Linked DNA regions of Homo sapiens: region 2 is linked to region 1. Evidence: chromatin loops called from intact Hi-C (ENCODE). Cell type or tissue: PC-3. All regions are shown on one strand. Each heading gives the region's core, and the rest is flanking DNA. Links, peaks and the distances in the headings are about the cores only.

Region 1 (2,924 bases), core at 223-2,722:
CACAGAGGTTCCTGGCTGGTGAAGTGACAACCTAAGGATCCCATGACAACAATAATAGTAAAAGCCACATTATATGTTAAATTACTTGTGAACTATTGCAGGTTAGAAATAAAAGTACTCACTTATCTTGTTCTTTTTATATTTGTTACAATTTATTACAGGGGAAACTGAAAACCCATGGGTTCTAACAAAACAGACAATTCAGAATCTTAGAGGTTTAAGACAATAGTTTCTAACCTAGTCTTTTAAACCTATAACCTTAACAGTCTTAATATGACTCTATATGCAAATAAACGTAAATATATGTACATTATATATGTAAATATATGTAACTAATATATATGTAACATCTTTTAACAACAACAAAAATATAAGACAGATAAGAACATATTCCTAAATGTTCTATAATCTCTTCCTCTCCTTTTGAGCAAAGGGAACTCTTTTTTTTTTTTTTTTTTTTTTTTTTTTGAGCTAGGTTCTCACTCTGTTGCCCTGGCTGGAGTGCAATGGTACAATTACAGCTCACTGCAGCCTCAACCTTTCGGGCTCAAGTGATCCTCTCACCTTATCCTCCCGAGTAGCTGGGACGAAAGGCCTGCACCACCATGCCTGGCTAATTTTTTAATTTTTATGTAGAGACAGCATTTCACTATGTTGCCCAGACTGGTCTCGAGTTCCTGGACTCAAGGGATTCACCAGCCTCTGCCTCCCAAAGTTCTGGGATTACAGGTGTAAGCCACTGTACCCAGCCATAGAGAGCTGTCTTGACAGCCTTCTATAAATTTATAGATGCACAATTTGCCTGCATCCAAATTCCTATTCTCATTACCATGTGATAACTTTGGTTGCTTCCATTAAGGAATGGAAATATATTAGTTTATTCACACATTTAACCATTATTTATTAAGCATTTCCTGCGGACCTAAACTGCTTGTACTAAACTGCTGGGCAAAGAATTGTTACTTTATTTGGAAATGTAAACTGTGAGGGTGGAAGGTAGGGACAGAGTGGAAGAGGAGATTAATGCACTATCTCTGAACTAAAATAGTTTGGAAGCAGATCTGAAAGTTCTGGAAACACACTGACACACTATGGCTCTTTCTGTTGGTCACAAGAGACATCTTTATGTCACTATTAATGCTAAACATTTCTAGAAGTAAATTGTCCAGCCAGTGAGGACAATTGCTGGAATGGAATAAGAGAAGAAAATGTCAGGGGAAATTTGGCATAGTCAAAATTCCAATCTAGGCTTAAAGAGGATGCTCTCTAAGCTCTCATTTACAACCTAGGAAAAATTTTAGTTTTGCAGTGAAAGTTGGCATAGCCACCAGTTGGACTAAATAACTTCCAATGTGCTTTCCAATAATAGGCTTGTATCAGGTTACACTCAGAGCACAGAATCACATTGAGAGAATTTAGTTACGTGATGTAATTGTTTAGTGGCATGAGAGCCTTCTCCACAATGTGGATATAATGACTCACTCGACTGAGAATTAGAGCATCCTTGCTTTTGCATGGGAATGTTTTGCTTCCTCTAGGGTGGCAGCAAAGGGGTAGAGCTGAAAAGAATAAAAGGTTGAGAACTACCTGTCTGTAGCTTGACAGTCTGACAATTTCACTGATCTCTGGCACCTCCAGCAGAGGGCAGGCTGGTATAGAGAAAAGAAGGAAAACATGAATTTCTTAATTTCCTTTACAGCCAGTCCTTGCTTTGCCCAGTAGTGCAGGACCATAAAAAGGACTGTGCATGCCTAAACCATGCAAAGCAATCTTCATAACTTTCCTGACCTTTAATAATTGTTGTCAAAACATTAAAACTTTGTATATGTATAAGGAAATGTCAAAACATTAAAACTTATACATGTATAAGGAAATGAAAAAATACTAAAACTAGCATGTTATTTAGCACATTGTAATTTAAAATATAAGAAACATTGGAATGAAAGTGTTTTATTTCTTTGTGAAAAATATATTAAGAGTACTTTGAATTATGCTTTCAGTCTTCTTGTTGCAGAACTCATGGTAGGAAACAAGCATCTTTCACATGTCTCAGCTGATTGTCATACTCCTTTGTGAATTTGGATCAGCTTCCAACATGTTACCCTTTGCATTTTGGATGTGGTGAAGTATCTCTAAGAGTGCCTTTACCGTGAAAGTTTTTTCCAGCATCGCTTCCTCTGGCACACCTTCATCCATTTCCTCACAGCCACTTTCGTCACTTACGTCATGAGTTCACCTGCACTAAGTTCCCCTGGCTGCATACCCAGAATCTCTCCAGTGGTAGCAGGGTCAACATTCCCAGGGTCAGCGATTTCCTCTATAACTTCATTATGTTCACTTCAAATTTCATTTGCAGTATTATCACTTTTTTTTTCTTTACTGCAATTTCGTCTTTGTTGGCAAACTGTCTTTTTCAGTTATTCATTTTTGTAAAATGTCATGTGGGTTTATCACTGAGCGATAAGAAGACCATACTACCATTGCTGTCCATCACTGAATTGAATAACAGATGCACCGTGACCCATCAGGAACAGACTGGAAGAAGTGATGTGATCAGTTGCTGATCATTGATGCATATCCGTTATTTACATAGTGACTTGTGAACTAAGAGCTAGCAGCAAAGTTGGCACTTTATGCAATTTCTCACAGTTAGTATGCCATGGTAACTGAAATTTGAATTGTGCCGTTGGGTGACTGCTGTTATTTAACTGAATGGTGGTAACTGAAATTGATACACAATGTAACCATTCGAGCAAGGACTACCTGTATTTTCCACATCCACCCTCACAAAGAATGTATGAAAAGTTTGCTGAAATTAAGCAAGAATTAGCTTCAAGACTGACAGCAAACTTATTTGGGATGAGCGTTGCCTTTCCTTTTCCCTAACAGAACTAACTTCATTTCTTTTTTCAACAAAACATATT
Region 2 (2,924 bases), core at 269-2,768, 210 kb after region 1:
AAAGAAGGAAAATGAAAGACTTGAGGATCACCTACATAGAGCGAAAACAGAAAAAAACCCCGAATCCCATTGCTTTGGCACTAGTATCTTTGGCTGATCTGAGATTACATGAGACACCAAAAATAAAAACACTGAACTTTGGTTTGATGAAATAGATAATTCAGGTTGTCATTTATAATTTTAGAGTTTGCTTCACATATACAATGCTGTGTTACGAAACAATGAACACTTTTATAAAAAATTTATTTCACACTTTTATACAAATATCCACAGGTAATTTCTAATCATGAAATAATTTTACAATGCTAGTTAGTACAAAAATGTATCAAATGCAAACAGACCAGTGACTTGACTTGAGATGACATTTTTAACAACCATAAATCTAAACACCATAACATCTTTGTTTCTTTGTTGAACCACCCTCCCAACACCCTTTTCAGGACATTCATCTTTTTTTTAGTAACACAGGTCTAAAAACACTGTCAAAGTATCAGCTCCTTAGCAATCTAGCAATCTAAACACATTAGGGACACAAGTTCCCCAAGCAAGAAACTGAGACTTTAAACACTGTTATAACCTGTTTTACAGAAATTTTTGTAAACAAAATATATTTTGTGACTAAGAATTCCAAAGTACAACCAAAACAACGTCCTTAGTATCTTAAGGTTTAAGATTTCCGAAAAGAAAAAAGCCCCCCCAAAACAACAGTGGCACTACAAACTGTGTTCTATTCTTTCAAAACACAGACACTGCTTATACTATATCCAAAACAAATTAGCACCTGTTTGCTGTTGCTCCCCATATAACTTAACATTGTGAAGCATGGTAATTAAAAAAAATCAGCTTTCATATCTATTCAGTCTCTGTTGAATGTATAGAGTAATAATTCCACCCCCTGCCATTTTTACAATTAAAACACAATTTAAAGTTCTTGTTAAATTAGCCCCAAAGTAATTTTTGGGAATACAGATAGGGGAGGAAACAAAACAAAAAATAGAACATCGACTCACTGATTAACTGTTTTGGTAGCAGATTCAGTAGTCTTATACTGGATCAGTTTGGATCCACCATAGGCATTCACCATTTCTTTCAAGTCCTGAATATACAGTATTTGCAGCAGTGAGTAAACCGCACTAGAGTTCAGTGAATAAACCCATTTTCTCCAAGAATTCCTGAATGTTACAGTATGAAATCCAGAAACATTATGCAGGCTTCTAAAGTAAAAAATATCCAATGCCTGAAATAAACATCTTTACAGTTATAATTCTATTTCTTAAACCTTTTGGGTTGTGGGGTGGAGGCTGTCATGAAGGAGAGGTTATAGTTTATAGATAAGTTATTAAAACAACTCTCTCTGGTACATTTATAAAGATTTTCTTTTTGCAGTAAATAATTTAGGTCAAAGTGATGACCTCCCATGCTCTAATTCTGATTGATTAAACCAACCTGAAGGGTAAACTGGAGACTCTTTGGCCTGTTAGTCAATAACAAAATGGTTTGTAAAGAAAAGAAAAAATAAATACCATATACAAATAAGTATAACTAGCATTCAAGTCTGTTGCACCTGTGTGTTTTAGTGAAAGGGAGAATGAAACTTGTATGCATTTGACGTGAGCAGGTATTCACACAGCTAGGAAACAGGAAAAGACGGTAGGATGGCAACATCACCTTCTATTGCACATTTAGTTTAAGACAGCACTTTCCGTTGAAACACAACTACCCCAATGGCATAGTCTTGTGATGTGGGACAGCTAACGTGATGGACGTCTGCGCAGCAGGCCCGAGGTTAGGACGGCCACTCTGTTAGTGCAGGTGAGTGTAGGTGCCTCCTCAGCTACACTATCTGGAGGATGTCACCTGAGTGCAACTGGGCAGGCCCTTCCCCAACACATGATGTAAGTCAGCCACGCCAAAAATAAAGGCAACCCAGAAAGTTAAATTACGGCAGTTAAAGAAAAATCCATTCCAACAGTTTTAAATTTGGCTGTGCAAAACAGGAGCCTTAGGCTACGTAACAATATCCACAGTTAAAACTGTAGGTTCGTACTGTGTGTAGTCACTCTGAAATCAGTCCTCAGGGATTGAGCAGGCTTTTAAATCCAAATTGAATTTCTGAGTTGGAAAAAGCAGTTTGGGTACTGTGAAGCTTTTTTTTTTTAGGCCCCCGCTATGAGTAGCTTTCATTTTCGTTCCACTTTGTGATCCACTGTTTTTTTTCAAGGTTATCAATATACTTTTCATCTTTGATCTCTCGCTCTTCTTTCCGGATCCTTACAGCATGGTATCGGGGAACACTGTCATCGTACCTAGAGCGTTTAAAGAATCCACACTAGAGAAGAGGGAAAGAGAAAGAGAAACAAATTAATCTCACAAAGAAGCAAATACACTAAATGGGAATGTCTAAGCTTTCTGTTCAGCTATGTCTACCTCTGGACTAAGGGGAAAAAGACATGGTTTTCTTTTAAGAAAGAACCAAGAGGCTGAAATGAAAGAAGAGCCAGTGGGGATCAACGGAAGAGAACAGCTGTAAAACTGGAAGAAAAGTCCATTTTCATCTTCTCTTTACATTTTATAACAAATGTAGGCTACCTCTTTACTAACAATTTAAGAGTTTATGAAAACAGTGCTTCCATATTTAAAAATAATCACAATATGATATGTAAAATATCTGATTATCAGATTAGATTAAGAATAATTTTTAAATGGCATAAACCAAAGATTATTTCATGCCCCTTTCCCACTAATAAAATGCAAATCATGTCACAAGTATTTTACAAATTACTATTTGAATATGCCAGTGTTCCAACAGGTCAACTTTATAATCTTTTTCTCTCCTCTGAGGCTCTAGTACACATATCACTTCTCTCATTAGCCAGGAGGTCATTTATGTTGCCTGGATTTGCTATTGTGCTTCTAATTAAGCT

Evidence for each region. A loop is a pair of places that touch in the nucleus more often than their neighbours do. Peaks named below come from ENCODE experiments on the same cell type or tissue, not always from the same donor. Only the 100,000 strongest peaks of a DNase experiment are listed, where the experiment ranks them.
Region 2: it touches region 1 in a loop (3-fold over the local background); 4 of 110 quality-filtered maps call a loop at or near these places.

What each region holds. Positions count from the first base shown.
Region 1 is chr2:172,709,410-172,712,333 of GRCh38, reverse strand. It overlaps a transcript of PDK1 not described here. Among named protein-coding and RNA genes, the nearest start is that of RAPGEF4, 25 kb to the left of the region's middle. In PC-3, for the core only: a CTCF peak has its summit at 1,639 (motif pointing right); a DNase peak (open chromatin) is centred at 1,503; H3K27ac peaks cover 1,630 bases.
Region 2 is chr2:172,503,496-172,506,419 of GRCh38, reverse strand. It overlaps ITGA6 (integrin subunit alpha 6), which reads right to left. Exons shown (of 26, transcript NM_000210.4): 26 at 1-2,329. All of the region lies in intron 1 of PDK1-AS1 (PDK1 and ITGA6 antisense RNA 1), which reads left to right. Among named protein-coding and RNA genes, the nearest start is that of ITGA6-AS1, 39 kb to the right of the region's middle. In PC-3, for the core only: no CTCF peak of the experiment used is centred there; no DNase peak of the experiment used is centred there.